2 separate regions of the Homo sapiens genome follow, and region 2 is linked to region 1. Evidence: chromatin loops called from intact Hi-C (ENCODE). Cell type or tissue: CD4-positive, alpha-beta T cell. All regions are shown on one strand. Links, peaks and the distances in the headings refer to the core of each region. The heading gives the core; the rest is flanking DNA.

Region 1 (10,737 bases), core at 1,478-9,477:
TAGAATACCCTAACAGCTGTACTCCTATCCATCAGTTCATCCCTGATGGCTTCCTCCATGAACCAAAGAGAGGCATCCCTAATCCTATGAATTCCTGGACATCTGTTTCATATGCTCTTTTCTTCCTGCCCTTAAAAAACGCCCTGAGAGCTATGTTTCATGTTTGATATTTTCAAAAGAATATAAGCTGTCTCAGATCATTGGCCAAATCCTGTGGAATCAGGAGCATGCTTTTCTTGTGACTACATATTACTTTTAATTTTTCTATTGGAAGTCAGTTCAATAGAGAGAAACATGCCAAAAATGTAAATAAGAAAATGCTTTGCCATTCAAAATGTATTTAACTGCCCAGAACAGTCCAATCTCAGGCCAACCCAACGGTACCTGGAAACCAGATCCTTCCAGCAGGGCTGGTGATTAATGTGCTACAGGATGCATTTTGTGCTTTCTCCAGAGAGGTTCCTCATGTTGATCCCTTGCCATAGAAAGGTGCAAATCACCAGTGATTCCCACACATCCTTATCCCATAGACTTTGGCTCCAACCAGCAAGCAAAGCTGCCTTCTGAGAATTTTTGCTCATCCAATCCTACTACTCAAAATGAAAACTTCTAGGAAACTAGATTTATCCTCTAAAGGTTCAGCTAATTGTCCGCATTTAAATTGTGCTCAAATGGAAGCGGTAATTCTCTACACTTGCTGAGGCAGAATATGTATGAATGTAAACTCACTGTAAATAAAGCAACCAATTTCCTTGAGCTTCTTAAGGAGAAGACTAATTTGGTGACCCAAATTGTGAGGAAGAGTGTTGTTGGTTTGAAGACCTCGGAGTAGGAAGGCCTGGTGACTGTGTCTTTCTCTGGGCCTTTTTATTTCCAGCCGATGCTACACCATCATCTTATACATTTTTGTCAGGTCTGTGTGTCTGTACCTTTTCTAATTCTGTGCTAAGTATATTTAAGTAATCTCCATGTAATGCTAACATTTTTAAAAAATGTTTGTTCCCTTTACTTTTCATCCCTTATCTTACCTCTCATATCTTATCTCATTGGATAAGCTCATCAAAATAGATCCCATGTCTGCTATGCTACAGTCTACCTCTGGCTGCCGAAAGGTCAGACAGGTATGGAGAGGATTCTGGGACGATGGTAGCAGAGGCAGTGTCGTTTTTCCATTCTGTCTATATTCCTACATTAAAATAAAGCAACTAAATAGCAAAGACAAAAGCCCAGGAACATTTGTAACAAAACCCGATGAAAATATATTCCCGGCACCCCAGAATACAGACCACCAGCAAGCCACAGGGCCTGCCTGGTGTCTGTGGGGGAAAGAAAGAAGCAATGATGGACCCAGTGTTGGCAGTGACTGAGGGAACTGAGAACAAAAGGACCCAAAATTGCCATCAGGAATTCCCAGGAAAGAACAGAGTACTTTAAGAAGCACGCTAAAACTGGATGGGGTTCTGCTGACTCCAATACCAGGTCAGTGTAAGAGGCTCAGGGCAAGAAGGACTGAAGGATCCAGAGCCTTCGAGCCCTATGGACACTAGAAACTGGCCCAGCAGAGCTCCCTCCTGGGATGGGGCCCACACTGAGGAGGGGCTGCTGGGATGAGGTCAGAATTGAGCAGGATGGGGACAAACAGAAAGGAAGAAAAAATAAATTCCAGACCAAAGCCAGGGAGGGAGATAGAGCCAGGAAATCCCAGAAAGCAAGCTGCCATTTACATAAACTATCAGAAAAAAAAAAACAGAAGAGGAAGCTCAGTGGAGCTAGCATGACTTTCCTGAGCCCCATCTCATTCAAAAAGTTTAGAAAAATCAATTTCACAGGAAAATGAGCATGAGAAAAATATTAAAGTAAAATCCCAGGCTAAGTTATTATAAGAAAAAGGAACCCAAGGGGCAGAATAAAAACTCTACACAATGAAAGTGTGACGGAAAAATGTGCCCACAAATTGAACAAAACTGAAACCTGGCATTTCAAAATGGTAGAAAATTATATAAGATGTGAAAAAAAAAACCATAAACCAGAATTAGCAAAACTCAGAAATGAGGAAAGAGTTCAAAATAAAAGAAAAAGTCATTTCAAAAATTAAGATTAAACTAGAAGAAACTCAAGAGCATATAAACGTAGCGTCGTGCCTTAAGAGAAATAAAAGGTAAAAAGGATTCTAAAAGTTAAAAGAAATGAAATGATTTTTACAAAGTGAGAGAAACTGACAAATATTGAAGATGGGCAAAAAGATCAAACATACAGCTCATAGTAGTTCCTTACAGGATTAAAAACCCCACAAAATCCAAAGCAATGGAACAAAACAAATACTGAAAACTATAATTCAAGAAAACTTTCCAGAAATAAAGAAAAATTGAAATTGCATATTTAAAGAGCATTTTATACCTTAAGGGATTTCTGTTTGCCGTATGGTTGATCGTTTTGCCCACCTTCAATATTTGTCACCTTCTCTCCCTTTTTTTTTATCATTTCATTTCATTTTAACTTTTAGAATATCTGAGAATAATAACCCCCAAATGACCAAGACCCAGATATTTTCTTGTAAAGTTATGGGAGTTTAGAGAAAAGAAAAAAATTTATTTGACACATAGGAAAAAAAAGTGTATATGATTTTTTTAAATGAAAGAAAAAAGATAATCAATTTTTTGACAGCAGTGCTAAAAGAAAATGGAGTAACATTATTATTATTATTGTTATTATTATTATTATTATTATTATACTTTAAATTCTGGGATACATGTGCAGAACGTGCAGGTTTGTTACATAGGAATACACGTGCCATGGTGGTTTGCTGCACTCATTAACCCGTCATCTACGTTAGGTATTTCTCCTAATGCTATCTCTCCCCTAGCCTCCCATCCACTGACAGGCCCCGGTGTTCCCCTCCCTGTGTCCATGTGTTCTCATTGTTCACCTCCCACCTATGAGTGAGAACATGCAGTGTTTGGTTTTCTGTTCCTGTGTTAGCTTGCTGAGAATGATGGTTTCCAGCTTCATCCATGTCCCTGCAAAGGACATGAACTCATCCTTTTTTATGATTGCATAGTATTCCGTGGTGTATATATGCCACATTTTCTTTATCCATTCTATCATTGATGGGCATTTGGGTTGGTTCCAAGTCTTTGCTATTGTGAACAGTGCTGCAATAAATATACGTGTGCATGTGTCTTTATAGTAGAATGATTTATAATCCTTTGGGTATATACCCAGTAATGGGATTGCTGGGTAAAATGGTATTTCTGGTTCTAGATCCTTGAAAAATCGCCACACTGTCTTCCACAATAGTTGAACTAATTTATACTCCCACCAACAATGTAAAAGCGTTTCTATTTATCCACATCCTCTCCAGCATCTGTTGCTTCCTGACTTTTTAATGATCCCCACTCTAACTGGCGTGAGATGGTGTCTCATTGTGGCTTTGATTTGCATTTCTCTAATGACCAGTGATGATGAACTTTTTTTCATATGTATGTTGGCAACATAAAATTTCATGTTTGTTGGTCTTCTTTTGAGAAGAGTCTGTTTAACCTGCTCAAGTAAAGGAAGTGTCATCCTAGGATTTTATATCAAGTCTAAAGGACATCCACTCTTATCAACATGCAAAAACTCAAGGAATATTGTTCTCATGAACACTTCCTAAAGAATCTTCTGGAAACCAAGCTTCAGACAATCACATGACTAGAGAGACCCTAATAGTAAGAACTGGTGTGGAGCATTACAGTAAGTGGGGCAGGCTCAGACAGTATAGTGTATCTGTGCTCTCACAATATAGATACAGCCCAGTGATAAAAATGGAGGAACAGGTGGCTCATGCCTATAATTCCAGCACTTAGGGAGGCCAAGTTGGGAGGACTGTTTGAGGCCAGGAGTTCAAGACCAGCCTGGGCAACATAGCGAGACTCTCATCTCTACAAATAATAATAAAATAAAATACAAATGGGGGAAGAACAAGGAAAGCACATACCAAAATATGTTAATGCTTTCAGTTATCATGTAGGTGGTAGTATTAGGGGTGTTATTCAGAGGCTGTTGAGTAACATAAAACAAATGAGCAATTATGATATACTGTATTTTAGTTGTTTTCCTGGTGTCTTTGAAAACTCACATTCTGGCTGGGCACAATGGCTCACACCTGTAATCCCAGGATTTTGGGAGGCAGAGGTGGGCAGATCACTTGAGCCTAGGAGTTTGATACCAGCCATGGGCAACATGGCAAAACCCCATCTCCACTAAAAATACAAAAACTAGCTGGGTGGGGGCCGGACGCAGTGGCTCACGCCTGTAATCCCAGCACTTTGGGAGGCTGAGGCGGGCGGATCACGAGGTCAGGAGATCGAGACCATGCTGGCTAACCCCGTCTCTACTAAAAATACAAAAAATTAGCCGGGCATGGCGGCAGGCGCCTGTAGTCCCAGGTACTCGGGAGGCTGAGGCAGGAGAAGGCGTGAACCCAGGAGACGGAGCTTGCAGTGAGCCGAGATCACACCACTGCACTCCAGCCTGGGCAACAGAGCGAGACTCCGTCTCAAAAAAAAAAACAAAAAACAAAAAACTAGCTGGGTGGGGTGGTATATGCCTGTAGTCCCAGCTACTTAGGAGGCTGAGGTGGGAGAAGTAAAGCAGAAAGTGACAAATGAGCTCAGGAAGTAGAAGCTGCAGTGAGCTGTGATTACGCCACAGCACTCCAGCCGGAGCGATAGAGTGAGACCCTGTCTCAAAAAAAGAAAAGAAAACTCACATTCACAGGGCACAGGAAAGGAGCTCAGATGTAATGGGGGAAGTTAAGCACACACCCTAATGTCTTGGAATTGAATTGGAAATCTCAATATGAACTCATAAAATATTTTATGTATGTGTCCATCTATCTATTGGCATACAAATATTTCTTAGTTCAACTGCCAATCCAGTAGCAGTGAGCATTCCTCACCCACTAATAGAAACCAACCCTTCTTGGAGAAACAGTTGCTTCCAAGTCTAAGCCGGAAATGTGTAAGATGAGCCTGGGATCTCTTATAATACCAGGGAGCCGGGAAGTTATCAGAGGCCACAGGGGTCAGGCAGGGGAGCACAAATTTGATGTCTGGCATTCTCCTTCCCCCAATAGTTTAAATAGTTATCATAACTAAAATTTTAAAAATCAAATACGTGTCAGAATTCCTTACATTTACTTTTGATCAGCAAATGTTAATAATGTAGGCATGGGATGCCACCATAATCTTTTTAGTAGTTAGTATTTCTAAAGGTTTTACTCCAGCCTCCTTCAGGCCTACCCAAGAGCCCTCCTTGATCCAGAATTTAGAGGCTCCTGCCTGATGTAATGACAAAAGAAATCCACCAGGGGGAGAGATAAGCAAGTATGTAAATCATCCATCTATATCCGGGGGCGATTTGACTCCAGGACTCCCAGAGATACCAAAATTCCAGGATGCTCAAGTCTCTTAGGCAAAATGATGTGTTATTTGTATATAACCTATGCACATCCTCCATATACCTGAAACCATCTCTAAATTACTTATAATACCTAACACAATGTAAATGCTATGTTAATAGTTGTTATGCTGTATTTTTTACTTCTATTATTATTTATTGTTATTTTTCTTTTTTGTTCAAATATTTTCAATCCGTAGTTGGTTGAATCTGTGTATGCAAACTCGTGGATACAGAGGGCTGATTACATAGGGGGAGAATTGATTTATCTGCTTTGTTTCATTGTTTTAAGACAATTTTATTTGAGAGAGAAATATTACTTTGGGACAGATTGTCTAATAAAGGTTTCTACTGGGACTGGTTTCTTAGCCCCTTCTTTTAAAGGATGTTGATAAACTTCCATGTCCTTCTAAGTGAAAACTGCTATTCACCTGATTATTATTATTATTATTATTATTATTTTTGAGAGACAAAGTCTTACTGTTTTGCCCAGGCTGCAGTACAGTGGCACAATCTTGGCTCACTGCAACTTCTGACTCCCGGGTTGAAGCGATTCTCCTGCCTCAGTTTCCCAAGTAGCTGGGACTACAGGCGTGCCTTAAAAGATTTTAGAATACCTATATTAAACCAGAACAATTAAAATATTGTTAAAATAATGTTACTACCTAAATATACACAGTTTAATGGAAAGGAATAGAAAGTAAGGGATCTAATGACATATAAGAATTAAATGAATGCTAACAATTGCCTGAAAAATTATTGGGGAAAGGATGGATTATTCAAAGATAGGAGAGTTAGAACTCTACTTCACACAATATACCAAAAAAAAAACCCCAAAAACAAAAACCAATAGGGTGGAGTAATTTTTAAATGTAAAAAATAATATTCAATTACTATAAGAAAATATGTTCCATATTTATATATTCTTTTGGTCAGTAAGACTTTTCTAAACATGATACCAAATGTTGAAGCCATTAAAAATATACTGATAAATATATCTGTCTAAAAACTTGAACTTCTATTTGGTGAGGAATACCAAAAAGAAAATTAAAAGGTAAACAACAAATTGGAAAAATTATCTATAACATATACAAATCAAAAGTTTATACTTTTAATATATGAAAAGGTTTCAAAAATAAGACAAAGAACCACCAATGAACACATTAAACATATTTCAAGTTAACAATGTCATGGATAAAAAAAATTAACAATGTCAAGAAATAGAACAAAGGTGATAATTTTTTCCACATTGGATTGGAAAAGATTAAAAAGAACAGTAATACTCGGAGTCTGGGAGAATGTGGTAAAGTTGAAAATCATACATTATTGGCGCAATTACAAATTGGTACGACCTCTCTGGAAGATAATTCCGCGATACGGCTGAAGCCTTTGTAAAGTGCACACACTGTAACCCCGCAGTACCACTTCGAGAAATGTACCCAAAAGCGATCATCGAGTATGCGATATGGTGCACAAAAACGTTCAGGATTAAAAGACAGATAATGTTGGTGAGGATGAGGAGTCGTAACTGTCATGCATTGCTGATGGAAACGGAAAACGGTAAAGACACTTTGGGAAACAGTTGAGCAGTTCCTCAAAAAGCTACAGTTACTTAGAAAAAAGTTTAACTTAGAGAACTCTAAGGGCCTTAGGTGTATATTCAAGAGAAATGAAAACATATACCCACAAAACAATCTTGTATAGGAGTGTTCAGAGCAGCATTATTCATCATAGCCAAAAAGTAGAAATACCCCAGATCTCCATTAACTGATGAATAAATAAACAAAATGTGATATATCCATACTTTTTATTAAGTAATAAAAAGAAATGAAGTACCGATACATGATACAACATGAATGAACCTTGAAAATATGATGATAAGTGAAAGAAGTCTGTCACAAAAGGGCACATGTTGTATAACACCATTTAAATGAGGTGTCCAGATTAGGTAAGCGCAGAGAGACAGCAAGTAGATTAGTAGTTGCCTAGGGTTGAGGAGGGTGGGAAATAGAGAGTGAATGCTAACGGGTACAGAGATTTTGGGAGGAGATGATAAAAATGTTATAAAATTTATTACGGTGGTGATGGTACAACTCCATAATTATGCCAAAAACCGTTGAAGTGTGCACTTTAAGTGGATGAATTGTATAGTATGTATCTTATATCTCAATAAAACTGTAATTTTTAAGATGTTCAGAATGATACTCTTAACAATAGGGGAAAAATCTGTATGTTTTACCTCCTCCCTGCTACCACGTAATCCAAGCCATCATCATCTCATCCTTAGATTATTGCAATGACCTCTTAGCTCGTTTTTCTTTTTTATATTCTCATCTCCTGCAGTCGACTTTCCACGCAGCAGTCGGAGTGACCCTTTTAAACATAAGCCAGATCACGCTGCTGCGCTGCTCAGAACCGTCCGTGGACTCCTACCTCGTGCAATAGCCACTGGGCACTAGTGGCCTGGCGATTACCTCTCTGACATCATCTTCTACTTTGGTGTATATTTAACATATTTCCATATTAATAATTAAAAAAAAGAAGGAAAGGACCCAATTTTATTGAGTTAATTTACATGAGGACGCAATTCTGAAAACACAGTGCAAGCATGGTTGTTTTCTCTCGGGAAAGATTTTGTTTTCAGCATCCATGTCTTCACACGGCACTTGAGCAAGGTGGCGGGGCCCATTTCCTTTGCACATTGTATTCTCCTTGTACTCTGGGTTTTTGAATCATTAACCTCATTGGCTGGCACTTACAGTACATGCAAAGCTGCTGGTGGCTCACGTGCAGAAACTTGATGAAGCACTTAATTCTTAATTTTATATTGTTCTGCATTCAGACCTGATCATGACATTTCTTCACCAGAAATAACTCTGTTGAAAGGAGGAAAAACAGGAAAGTATTTCAGGAGGCATGTTGTTTGACTTTTTTTTCTTTTGGTACATACGTCAATATTTTGTGATTTTCCATACTTCCCAATAAAATGGCCTCTGAAACCTTGCAGGTGTATTGACTCTTAGCTTGTTTCACAGCCATTTATGAGTCGATTCAGCCAGTCATCTACTTCCGGGACTCATCTTCACTAAATCATGACTTTAACTTTAGCCTCTCCTTTGTTTCTGGGGTTGAGAAGTGATGGTTCAGATTTCAAACAAGATTCTTGTTTCTTGCATTTGGACCTAATGTGGGTGAGGGAATAACTTCATTTTCTCCATTCCGTTAAATCGTGTTAGTCCTGCAAGCCATCTTATTGCTTCTAACTAATCTGCATAATTATTTCTACTAACAGAATTACCTAAAAATAGTTTTAATTGCTTTCCTTGTTGCAAAACTAATACATATCTATTGTAAAAAACTTCAGAAGATATGAATAAGCAAAGTTATCTATAACTTTACCCCAACAATGGGATAGTTGTCTATCCTTTCAATACTTATAGTTTTGCTTACATTAAAAATTGAGTTATTTTCTATAATACTTTATTATTTCTTCACTGAAAAATAAATACATATTGAATACTTTCTGCCACATATTTTTACATCATAGACATTTCTATATCATTTTTCATCACTGTCTAGTATTTGTTGGTGTGGACATACTATAATCTACTATAATCTCCTATCATTGGGTATTTAGTTTCTAGTTTTTCATGATCATAAGGAAGCTTTGTTATAAACATTCTTCTGGTTTAATATTTGCATACCTTCATGATTTCCCTAGTATCAACTCCTAGACATGGAATTGGTTGTCAAAAAGCATGTGCATATTTAAGACGTTCCCTGTATTTTGCCAAATAATTCATTCTCTTTGTATTTTGTCAAGTACATTACCTGTGGTGGACAAAAGATCTGAGAACAGTGAACTAAGAAATATATGTAATCACTGCTTTATAAGATATTAGAAAAGAACCCTCCCTTTTTTGTGCTTTATAGATAAGAAAACTAATGAACAAAGGAGATTTTTCCCCATAGTAGACCATACTTTTATGAAATAAATAATAAAGATATTTAGAGTTTTTTGTTGATCTGTTGAACTTTGGAACAATGTTTCACTATTTTTTTAATGGAACCCACTTTTGCTTCATACCAGGACTGCATGGGATCTCTAATACCCAGAGCATTATAGATGTTATAGAATTTTCTCAGTGCAAGACTCTTCACACACACGAATGTGAAGTTTGTGGAAGATGTGCAACATGTTTAAGATGAACATTTACTAACTGAGACCTAAACCCACGCATGCCATTCTCAGTATTTCTAAGAAACTAACCCTTGCCAAGGAAAACAAGCAGTAAGAAGACCTACTGGCACTTCAGACACTTAAGAACCTACATAGGCTGGGCACGGTGGTTCACGCCTGTATCCAGCACTTTGGGAGACTGAGGTGGGTGGATCACCTGAGGTCAGGAGTTTGAGACCAGCCTGGCCAACATGGTGAAACGCCGTCTCTACCAAAAATATAAAAATCAGCTGGGCGTGGTGGCAGGTGCCTATAATCCCAGCTCCTCAGGAGGCTGAGGCGGGAGAATCACTTGAACCCGGGAGGCAGAGGTTGCAGTGAGCCGAGATCACACCACTGCACTCCGTCTCAAAAAAAAAAGAACCTATATGGAGAAGAAACTTTTGCCAATAAAAAAGTACTGAAGTAACATTGCCTTGGGAATTCTCAGATAGGCTTTACAAACTGGAGCCATCAATGTCTCACCCCCTTTGGTCACCCTCTTTGTAATCTCATAATCAAAATTTTGTTTCACATCTGGAATTTTCCTTCTAGAGTGTAATTTGTAGGCAAGGGATTCATCCATGCCTTCATTCCCTCACTCATTCAGTTGTGTATTTACCCTCATGGTCTAGGTGGGGATGCTAAAAATAATCACTACACAATCATGGCAGAAATGACCTGAAAAGTATACCTTTATCAGGCCCTTTGTGTCTGGACTAATTTCTCGTAAGATTTTAGACCTGTATATGTTGCAGGAATCACTGGTGCCAAAGACCTACTTGAGGACAATGGGGCATAGAGAAGTTAAAGAGACACAGAGGACATTTTTCATGCACTCAAACCTGCCTCCTTCATTTACTAGGATCATTAATATCTGTTGATAGGATTTGGATTCAAGGATAAAGTCCTATATTTCTCCATCAAGGGCCCAGCCTCACACCATATAGGCTAATGGCAATTGCCATGAAAACTCAATATCCTCACTAAGCATACATGATTATCTTTGAGGACAGAAATATATAGCAGGCCTACACATAACAATTTTAAAAATAGCACCCCTGCTCTTCTTCCACTGC
Region 2 (10,737 bases), core at 927-8,926, 250 kb after region 1:
TAATGCAAATGCGATCCTGAGAAATATTAATGTTCAAATCTACACATGTAAACTCAGCCATGTATTCACCAAATAATAGGAAATACACCATACACCAAGGAGAAATAAGACATTTAAGGTCCCTTGAAAAGATCAAGATTTTTAGTTTTCAGAGGACAGTTGGAATTGTAGGGGTCCCTGGCAATGCTACAGTGAATGACTAATTTTGATGACCAGCCTTTGCTGGGCCAGGCACAGGAAGGTCATTCTCCAGTATACAGAACTGTGCACGATGTACCAGGAATCCATTCCCGCCTCTGCTCTCTGTCCCTCCTCTGGAACCCATCTCCCCACAGCTAACTCTCTTTTTCTCCTGCTACTCCCCTGTTTTATTTCATGCTATTTACTTTTTTCTCCATTTTAGTATTTATTTGTATTTATCAAATATCTTTCTCCCAAGCCCCTAAAACCTCCCTTACCCACTTAATGCCCAAATGCCTCTTTTCAACAAATGCATCAAAAGTGAAGGGAGGTAGAAAGGTACATTGCGGGCCAGGGAGGTACCCTCGCCCCAGCCCCATATGAAGCTACACAATGACTCAGTCTTATTTGTACCATGTACAAATAACTTAATGGTCACGACCAAGACTTCTACATGTTACTGGTTTTCCAAATGCTATTTCATTTGCCTATTATGCTGCTTCCAACACTTAACCATTTGTGTATATAAATTAGTGGGTGCTTTTTCAGCTTTTAAGATGAAAAATCTTTTATGTTGGTTGATATTGCCTGTGTCTCTAAAATTTAAAAAAAAAATCCAGAATTCCTGGATGGCAATAATCTATGATAATAATAAAAAGGCAAAACAGCACCACCTCAGAGATAAGGAAACAAGCGCAGAGACCTGGAGATGCTTATGACACTGCAGCCTGCTTCTGCACCGTGACAGGTGCGGGGAAAGAGAGGCAGACATGGGAACCACCGTGGGGGCTTCACAGACACTGGGTCCTGCACCGCTCCCTCACCCCATCCACGTCACTTGCTTGATACTGAGCTTCCATGTATGATTTTGTCTGCGGAATAGGAGAGTTCTCTTAGAAAAGAAAAAAGCCTTTAGCTATAACTAGTATAGCTGAGAGATTAAAAGTATGTCTTTAAAGTCAGGTCGTGCCACTTCTAAGCAGTTCTCAAACAACAAAGGATGACATTTAGCTATACTGAAGAGAAACAGGTACAAGTATGTAGAAGATTATTTGTACAATAAAGGATTGAGGATAAAAGGGCAATAAGAGGTCAAGGTGGAGCTGACAATGAACTGTAATTAACTACACCCCAAAGTGAGCTGCTTAGGCCTGGCCCAGTCCAAGCCCTCGATGCTCCAGGACGGCAGCATGAGGATGTGGAAGGAGAAGCTGACACAGTATGGGCACTGCCCCCTCCCTGTGGGCCCTGCTGGAGGAGAGTGAGGGCGATGAGGTTGACGAGGGCTCCTTACCCTGCTCCGTGCATGCTTTCCACTTGATGGAGGCTGGATTCAATCACAGGAGTCAGGGCATCAAATTCTTCAACACTTAACACTTTACACACAGTCCAGAGTTTCTTAAGAGCAACTAAAGCATACAGTCGAACACTAAAATTGTGATTGAAACACCACTGCAGCACAACTATAAGGGCTTGCTTCAGAATTAGTTTCTGAAAAGAAAGGCAAAAAATTCCTCAAAACACAGACATGGACCATTTTACTCTCACTTGTATGACACAAAAAAAGTACACGAATGATACAACTGCTCCTAGTAAAACTTCTTCCACTGGCTTTGCTACCAGGGCCTCTCATTCTTCCCTCCTGGTCAAATGCGGTGCACAGGCATTTGCAATTTACTCAAGGAAAAACACATTCTCCCAGCTCTAGTTTTCATTAATGCTGCAGTACATTTCCCCCCGCCCCCCATACTCTAGTACCTGAGTTAACTTGAAAAAAGTATGTTTTATGCTAACCATTATACAACCAAAATGTTTTTCAAATGGAGCCTCCATCTCCTATTATCTTAATTTGTGCTGAGAAAGTCAGAAATAGTCTTCAAGAGTCCCACTTCTGATGGCTTGAAAATGCTCCTAGAGCAAGATACCACACAAAGTGCTGTCCTCCTCCTCACTACTGATTTCTGAGCTACTCTGTCTTCCCTAATGGTGATCCTGGACCCACACAGTACTGAGTAGTGGCAGGAAAATTAAGAAATGAGGGGGAAAATAATAAAACTGTTTAAATTTCCTTGTAGTCTTTTCCTGTGAACTTTAGTCTTCACAGCCTGGAGATGTCAAGCAATCCCTTGCTTTCTAAAATCACATGGTTCAACAGACACTGAAGGTCAAAGGAAGTGACATATACTAATGAAGGAACCAGACGGACCCAAACTTTTAATGAAATATCAGAAGCTATTTTGATGCTCCTACCAAATGCACTTCTCCCCTAAGGCTCACATGGAAATGCTTACCGGCTGCGCCTGGCAGCCCAGTTTCTACTGACCAATTCAAAACAACCATATTCACACAATAGTTTACCAAAGGCATCAGCATGGCTGATAACACACTTGTTACTCTAAGTTTCTCTGAGAAGGATAAAAACAGAGATAAACAATCCTCTTTCTCTCATTCCTTTACTCAACATGTCATCAACATTTATCAAAGGTCAGTGACTGTACTGCCAACATTACAAGGTGTGATGTTATGATATACACTGGTTTTTGTCCACAATTCCTGTCTTATAACTCCCATAGCCCTTGTTACAGTCTTTTGTTATAACGATCCCATATGGAAGGAAGTCACTTGTGCAGCCCACACTGAAGGAGTGAGAAGTCACGCTCCCCCTCCCTCAGGGCAGAGCTTCTATAAAAATTACTTGTAATTTTTTTTACAAGAGATTTGTCTTGTCCATCCTTTTTTTTTTTTTTGAGATGGAGTCTCACTCTGTCGCCTAGGCTGGAGTGCAGTCCTGCAATCTTGGCTCATTGCAATTTCTGCCTCCCGGGTTCAAGTGATTCTCCTGCCTCACCTCCTGAGTAGCTGGGATTATAGGCATGTACCACCATGCCTGGCTAATTTTTGTATTTTTAGTAGAGACGGGGTTTCACCATGTTGGCCAGGCTGGTCTCGAACTCCTGACCTCAAGTGATCCACCCGCCTTGGCCTCCCAAAGTGCAGGATTACAGGCATGAGCCACAGTGCCTGGACTCATTTATTGATTCAATCATTTATTTATATCGGTGTGGGCTCGAGGATATTTATTTTATTCTTTGGGTTGTGATCCAACACTGCTTTATTTTGTTGCTCACACTGTTTCAGCTTCAGCCACTGGGAACATCTTCCCTCTGCATGCCCATCTCACATCACTGTATGTATAAAGTTCTGCCTTGCTCTCTGACTCTACAAGATGCTCCAGGCTCATCTTGTATACTTTCTGCCCTAGTTTTAGAATCAGCTATTTCTCCAGCGATCCCTGGTTCGTTTTATTGGAGAATGGTGTTAGCAACCAAGATCTTGGAGCTAGGTATACATTACTCGTAAATGAAAAAAACCCACTATAATTCTCAATAGGGAAAACAGTGCTTCCTATGGAGCCCACACTCAAAAATGTTGGCACTGCCAGTGATCGCTCGGCTGGGGCTTTCAGGACGTAAATGATGCTTTCATACATATCAGTGTAAAAAGCTCTGCTCGTGAATTCTCATGTCCGCTCATTTTACACAATGAGCAAGCTGACAGGACAATACACAACTATGAGCATAATTAAGAAAGGTTTTTTTTTTTTTTCCTTTTATAGGAACACTTCGTGCTCTGATTCTGAAACCGCCTTTGCAAAATTGTAACTGAGGTGGGGAAAGAGATCTGACCTAACCAACTCCATCTTGCTTCTAACCTCCAAGCTGTCCTTGTTCATTCCTGGGTGTAGGCTCAACTAACTTTGGGAGAAACTTAGTTTAGTTTATAGTTTAAAACAAAGATGATAACAGCCCTTTCCCAAGACAAACCCCCTTCTTGTCTGGGGACTAGATTTCCTTTGTAGGACTAACAAATTAGCCTCAAGATTAGAAATTATGGTTCAGGAGTCATGTAGCTGGAAGCTACAAGATTCTGACCCTCCCTAAACTGCTCCTATGTCGGTGCTCGAGATATTTTGCAGACCTGCACTCGACGGATCAGCTGGCACCACCCAGATCGATTAACTGGCTCATCTGATCTCGTGGCCCCCACCCTGGAACTGACTTAGCACAAAAGGACACCTCAATTCCTTATGATTTCATCTCCGACCCAACCAATCAACACCCTTGACTCACTGGCCTTCCCCCTCCCACCAAATTATCCTTAAAAACTCTGATCCCCGAATGCTCAGGGAGATCGATTTGAGTACTAATAAGACTCCAGTCTCCTGCACAAGCAGCTCTGTGTACTCTTCCTCTATTGCAATTCCTGTCTTGATAAATCGGCTCTGTGTAGGCGGCGGAAGAGGTGAACCTGTTGGGCGGTTACCACCTCTGTCGTGTGTGACAGTTGTTTTGAATCTCTAATTGCTCAGTACAGATCCCACATGCAGGTTAAGTAAGATGCTTTGAAGAAAATGGAAAGTCTTAAGTGATTGCTTCCAAGAAATCAAACCTACATTTATCTAGGTAACAACGGACTTTACGTATCACAAATGAAGAGACTGACAAAGTAAATCAACTTGGCCTTTTCTTAGGTATGTCAAGTCAGTTTTTTTTTTCCTAAGGTGTTGAAATGGAAATTCTTCCATTTCACTAATTAGCATTCCTTTTTGGATGTTTCGAAAATAAAAAATAAATCTAAAATATGTAATAAACGGCAAGTACAAAAAGGGCTTGACAGAAAAATAACATGTTACTTTTACCAGATCTAACATGAACATCTTCTAAGGTAAATTCGTTTTCAGAATTTGTCTAAACTATTCTTAGGCTATTCATCTACCCCGCAACAGGACAATGTCTGCTCTGTTTTAGCTTTCTCAATAGATTGTAAGCAAATCTCTTTGCGGCACATATTTAAAACAGAAAGACAACATTTGATCTTATCTGATGCCAGAGCCTTCTTGATCTTACGGAAGATGTGAACGAGTTTTCCTGGAACTGTAACACACTGCCATCTGGCTGATACACACTGGAAGACACCATCAATTTAAAAGTGTTATCATGATTTTAGAGGAAAATGTGGTGTGGAGAAAGGCCTGTCTTTGAATGGATGAAATAGGTTAATAAAAAACATCACTGTTTAAAAACTAGAACACTGAAAAATTCTAGGAAAGCTTATTTTCCCTTATATTTTTATGGTACTTTCAACACTTAATAACACTATTTCAATTAAGTTTTCTCCTAGAGTTTATAGTATATCAGTACATTCTTTTCTGTGGATGCAATAATATAGAATCTTATTCCAAATCTTACTGGCAGGTTCTCTTAAATTCTTCAACGGCTGCCATAGTGATTAACCAAAATTAGTTATGATTTCTGCCTATCTGTGTGAGAACTTACAGGGGAAATTGTTCTAAACCTGAGGAACATGAAGTAACTGTACTGCACACTCCAAATGATGACAGTCATTTTATATCACCTTCAATTACCCAACAGCTTTTAATAGTCTGGCCATAAGTTTCTTTGCACGAGCATTTGTTAAATAACTACCATTCAGTCAAAGAAGGTAAGGGAAGTCCTGTTTAAAGAATCCTAAGTAATCCTAATCCTAAGAATTATAAATAATTATTAATTTTATACAAGTATCAACAAAAACTTACCCAGTAGTTTGTCTATAAATTTGGTATGTACTCAAGCACACCTCAGTGTGTATGCATGTAAATGGGTAATTCCCATTTACTGGGTATTTGTGTCTAATACATGTGCACATTAGCAGGGCAGTGGAAAGGAAAGGGAAAAATTGCAAACATTCACAGGAATGCTCTACATATAAAAAATTGGTACAAATACATACAATTCTTTTTTTACAGTCAAGTTTAAATTCTTACAAACAAACTTACCTTTTCTGGAATATTTTGAGTAATAATGTCTAAATGTGATAAAACTGCTAAAAACGTACAAATGCTTGTTTTAAGATTTTCTTCACCCTGAAAAAATAATCAGATAAACAAATATTGATTCAAAGCTTACTGTGAAACATGCACGTGAAAGCGCCGTGCTGGACTCTATGAGGGCCCAGGACAGGAGGCAGCCTCTTCCCTGGAACAGCCCGGGGTCTGGGTGGGAAGGGGGCTGCGGCAACAGGCACAGGACTGAAAGCAAAGGAAATATTTCCTAGAGCCAAATGCCAGTGCACACAAAAATCAGCAGGTCACATAAAGTACTGAATAACTCAACTCTAAGTACAGCGGGGCACAGTGGCTCACGCCTATAATCCCAACACTTTGGGAGGCTGAGGCGGGTGGATCATTTCAGGCCAGGGGTTTGAGATCAGCTTGGCCAACATGGTGAAACCATGTCTACCAAAAAATACAAAAATTCGCTGGGCATGGTAGCGCACACCTGTAGTCCCAGCTACTGGGGAGGCTGAGGTAGAAGAATTGCCTGAACCCAGGGCAGAGTTTGCAGTTAGCTGAGATCGTGCCACTGCACTCCAGCATGGGCAACAGAGCAAGACCCTGTCTCAAAAAAAAACATAAAATAAAGTACAGTGTGCCCTCTGTATGCACGAGTTCTGCATCTATGAGTTCAACCAACCGTGGATGAAAAATATTTAACAAAAAATTTTTAAAACATAATGCAATTAAAAAGTAATACAAAGTTTAAAACTGTATAACAGCGATTTACATAGCATGTACATTGTACTAGACATTATAAGTAATCTAAGATTATTAAAGTATATGGGAGGATACACATCAGTTATGTGCAACTACTATGCCATTCTAAACAAAAGACTTGAGCATCCTCAGGTTTTGGCATCCGTAGGGGGCCTGGAATCAATCCCCCATGGATACCAAGGGTTGATTATCTGTGGCAGAGCCAAGGGCATGCTCACTTCAGGAGAGGTGAGGCCTTCAGGATGGGAAGGACTGGCCTGGAGAAGGAGCAGGAAGGTTAGAGAACAGATAAGTGAACAAGAACAAAGACACAGAGGCAAACTTAAGGGAAAGGCAGCAAGAGGAGACAAAGCCAGTTTGGCAGAGAGTGATGGAGATAAGGCTCAAAAGTTAAATGGAATCATACTGTAGAGGCTTTAAAAAGCTATAGCGAAAAACCTATAGAAGACTTAATCAGCTATCTTAGGGAAAATTTTTTAAGAAGACTGTTCAACTGGAATCTGGAAACCTCTGATTCCAGTTGAAAAAGACTGTTCAACTGGAATCTGAAACTATTATTATTTCATAATCATAGTGGTTTTGGAATAATACATTATTTTAGTGATAATAAACTGATAAATGCCAGACAGATTGGAAAGAAAAGAGCATATAAGCAGGAAGACCAGTTTGGAAACCAATCCAAGAGGCAAATCATTTATTATTATTTAATTCCTTTATTTAATTAACAGTTACTGAATGTCTTCTACATGACAGTTACTATAGAAACAAGTTCCTGTAACTTAAAAATCTACTGGAGAAGATAAAAATCAAATCAGATTAAAATCCTAACTGTAAGCAGTACTATTTATGTGCTATGAAAACCTAAAATAAGGGGATCTAAATACTTGGGGAGGTAACTTCCTTTAAGAATGACAATATGGGCCTGGGCGCTGTGGCCCATGCCTGTAATCCCAGCACTTTGGGAGGCCGAGGCAGGTGGATCACAATGTCAGGAGTTCGATATCAGCCTGGCCAATATGGTAAAACCATGTCTCTACTAAAAATACAAAAATTAGCTGGGCATGGTGGTGGGCACCTGTAATTCCAGTTACCTGGGAGGCTGAGGCAGGAGAATCACTTGAACCCAGGAGATGGAGGTTGCAGTGAGCCGAGATCACACCACTGCACTCCAGCCTGGGGGACAGAGACAGACGCCGTCTCAAAAAAAAAAAAAAAGACAATATGGGCCAGGTGCAGTGGCTCATGACCAGCCCAGGCAACATAACAAGACCTCACCTCTATAAAAATTTAAAAATAAATTGGCCAGGTGTGGTGGCAGGTGCTTGTAGTCCCAGCTACTTAGAGGGCTGAGGCAGGAGGATCATTTGAGCCCAGTTGTTCAAAGCTGCAGTGATCTATAATTGCCGGGTGACAGAGCAAGACTCTGTCTCAAAAATAAATAAAGAAGACACATGAACTGAGATGTGAAGGGAGAGAGAGTTATCTAGATAAAGAGAAGAAAGAAGACCATTTTGTGTAAAGGGCACAACATGTGCAATAGCCTGAAACCAAAAGGACTGGTGATAAGCAGGAAAGACTGAAAAGGTCAGTGTGGTACTCAGTTATCTCGGGTGACCCCCGGTCAACCAACCCTCCCTACATATGCCCGATGCAGGCCCCTTCCACCCCAGCAGGGATGGTCATGTGATTTGCTTTGGCTGGTGAACATTAGCAAGCCTGATGCATCCAGAGGTTGGATGAGCACTTGCATGTCAGGACATGACCCGCCTGCGCCCCCTCGACCCCCGACCCGCCGGAAAGCTCATTCTTGGAGAACTGAATATAAAGAGGTCCAGCTACCCTGCTGGAGACACAGAGTGGGAGCGATGCCTAGCCACCAGAGCTGCTCCTGCCATTGCAGCTGAGGTGACAAATATGTGAGCGAAGGAGCCATTTGGAAGTCCCAGCCCCAGCAGACACCACAAGGAGCAAAACTGCCCAGCCAGGCCCAGACAACACACACATCACGAAAAAAAAGCAGTGGCTCACGCCTGTAATCCCAGCACTTTGGGAGGCCAAGGCGACATGGTGAAACCCCATCTGTACTAAAAATACAAAAATTATTTAGCTGGGTGTGGTGGCATGCACCTGTAATCCCAGCTACTCGGGAGGCTGAAGCAGGAGAATCGCTTGAACCCGGGAGGCAGAGGTTGCAGTGAGCCGAGATTGTGCCATTGCACTCTAGCTTGGGCGACAAGAACGAAACTCCATTGCAAAAACAAAACAAAACACATTGTTTACACCGCTAAGCTTTGGAGAGTTCTAGCAACGGAAAACAGACAATCAGTGTGCCTAGGTAGTGAATTGAGAATAGACCACACAGAGAGACTAGAGAGGAAAGAGGCCTAAGATCACGCAAGCCTTACGGGATACTCCGAGGAGCATAGTCTTCATCCTGAGACGACGTAAGACACTGTGTTCAGCAGGTGGGGTCACCTGTTGAAATTCTCACCATGGAAACCCTGCCTGGGCTTCAGGGTGGAAAGCAGATGGAAACAGAGCCAAGAGTGGATGTAGGCAGCCCAGTGAGGGAACCACTGCAAGGATGACAGTAGCGTCGACTGAGATACAATGGCAGGGACAGAAGAGAGAGAACTCAGAAATATTCAGGCAGAAAGATCAGGACCTGGTCACGAATCAGACACAGAGCATGGAAAGTGTCAAGGTTTCTGGTTTGTGCAACTGTATAGATGGTGGTGGTATTCACTAGAGTAGGAAGCAGATCAAGTTTGAGGGGAAAAATAAGGCACTCAGTGTTACACATCTACGTTTTAGGTTATTTAGTCTAAGGGAAAATCATCTACAAGGAAAACGTCTACAGCAAGGGTCAGAAAACTTGTTCTGTAAAGGGCCAAGCAATACACAAAAACATGGCTTTGTGGGCCACGCAGTCTCTGCTGCAACTGTTCAACTCTGCCACGTTAGCACAAACACAGCCACAGACAATATGAAAATGCATGGACATGGCTGTGTTCCAATATAACTCTGCCAGCCCAAATTTGGCTGTAGCTTGCCAACTCCTGATCTAGAGTCAGGGGAAGATGTGTGGCATACAAATACTAATGAGTAAGTCATTCACATTAGGTAATATGTGAATCCACAACACAGATAAGACTGACTATAAAAATAAGAAATTAATAATAATAAAAAAAGCCTAGCTCTAGAGAAGCACCACCATTTAAGAGGTAGGCAGGGAAAGAAAAGCCTGGAAAGGACACAGAAAAGAGGGCAGGAGGAACCAGAGAAGTGTGTGTCACTAGAAGCAAGAATAAGAAAATGGTCAGCAGCATGCATGTGGCTGACAGAAGAAGACAAAGGCTGACCACTGACTCGTCAGTCAGTCACTCTTGACTCCTGCAACAGTGTCTTCTGAGAAGTAACTGAACTGGAAGCTGGTCTACCATGGATTCAAGAGTGGGTTGGGAAGGATGTGAAAAAATAAGGCTGGGCGCGGTGGCTCATGCCTGTAATCCCAGCACTTAGGGAGGCCGAAGCGGGCAGATCACCTGAGGTCAGGAGTTCAAGACCAGCCTGGCCAACATGGTAAAACCCATCTCTACTAAAAATACAAAAATTAGCCGGGCATGGTGGTGCACACCTGTAGTCCCAGCTACTCAGGAGGCTGAGGCAGGAGAATTGCTTAAAGCTGGGAGGCGGAGGTTGCAGTGAGCCAATATCGCACCACTGCACTCCAGTCTGGGCGACAGAGCGAGACTCTGTCTCAAAAAAATTAATAAAATTAGTAAATTAAAAAAAAACTAAACCTCTGGAACACAGGCACCTCTTTCAGGAAGTCTGATGATGAAATAGTAGAGAGCCAGGGTGATTATAGGAGAGGGACGAGAAAACATCCAGTGTAAATATCCACAGAAAATGGATGCAACTCGAGCCTGTTGAAAAGCCAA

The links. Peaks named below come from ENCODE experiments on the same cell type or tissue, not always from the same donor. Only the 100,000 strongest peaks of a DNase experiment are listed, where the experiment ranks them.
Region 2: it touches region 1 in a loop (12-fold over the local background); 2 of 110 quality-filtered maps call a loop at or near these places.

What each region holds. Positions count from the first base shown.
Region 1 is chr1:234,149,523-234,160,259 of GRCh38, forward strand. The region is part of intron 2 of SLC35F3 (solute carrier family 35 member F3); the gene reads left to right. Among named protein-coding and RNA genes, the nearest start is that of SLC35F3-AS1, 120 kb to the right of the region's middle. RefSeq lists an enhancer at 3,897-4,398. In CD4-positive, alpha-beta T cell, for the core only: CTCF peaks have their summits at 5,357 (motif pointing right) and 5,559; a DNase peak (open chromatin) is centred at 5,349; H3K27me3 peaks cover 423 bases.
Region 2 is chr1:234,404,429-234,415,165 of GRCh38, forward strand. It overlaps TARBP1 (tRNA guanosine 2 -O-methyltransferase TARBP1), which reads right to left. Exons shown (of 30, transcript NM_005646.4): 23 at 6,017-6,103; 24 at 1,475-1,671. Among named protein-coding and RNA genes, the nearest start is that of COA6-AS1, 36 kb to the left of the region's middle. In CD4-positive, alpha-beta T cell, for the core only: CTCF peaks have their summits at 5,131 and 5,331; DNase peaks (open chromatin) are centred at 973, 4,503 and 5,103; H3K4me3 peaks cover 948 bases; H3K27ac peaks cover 2,264 bases.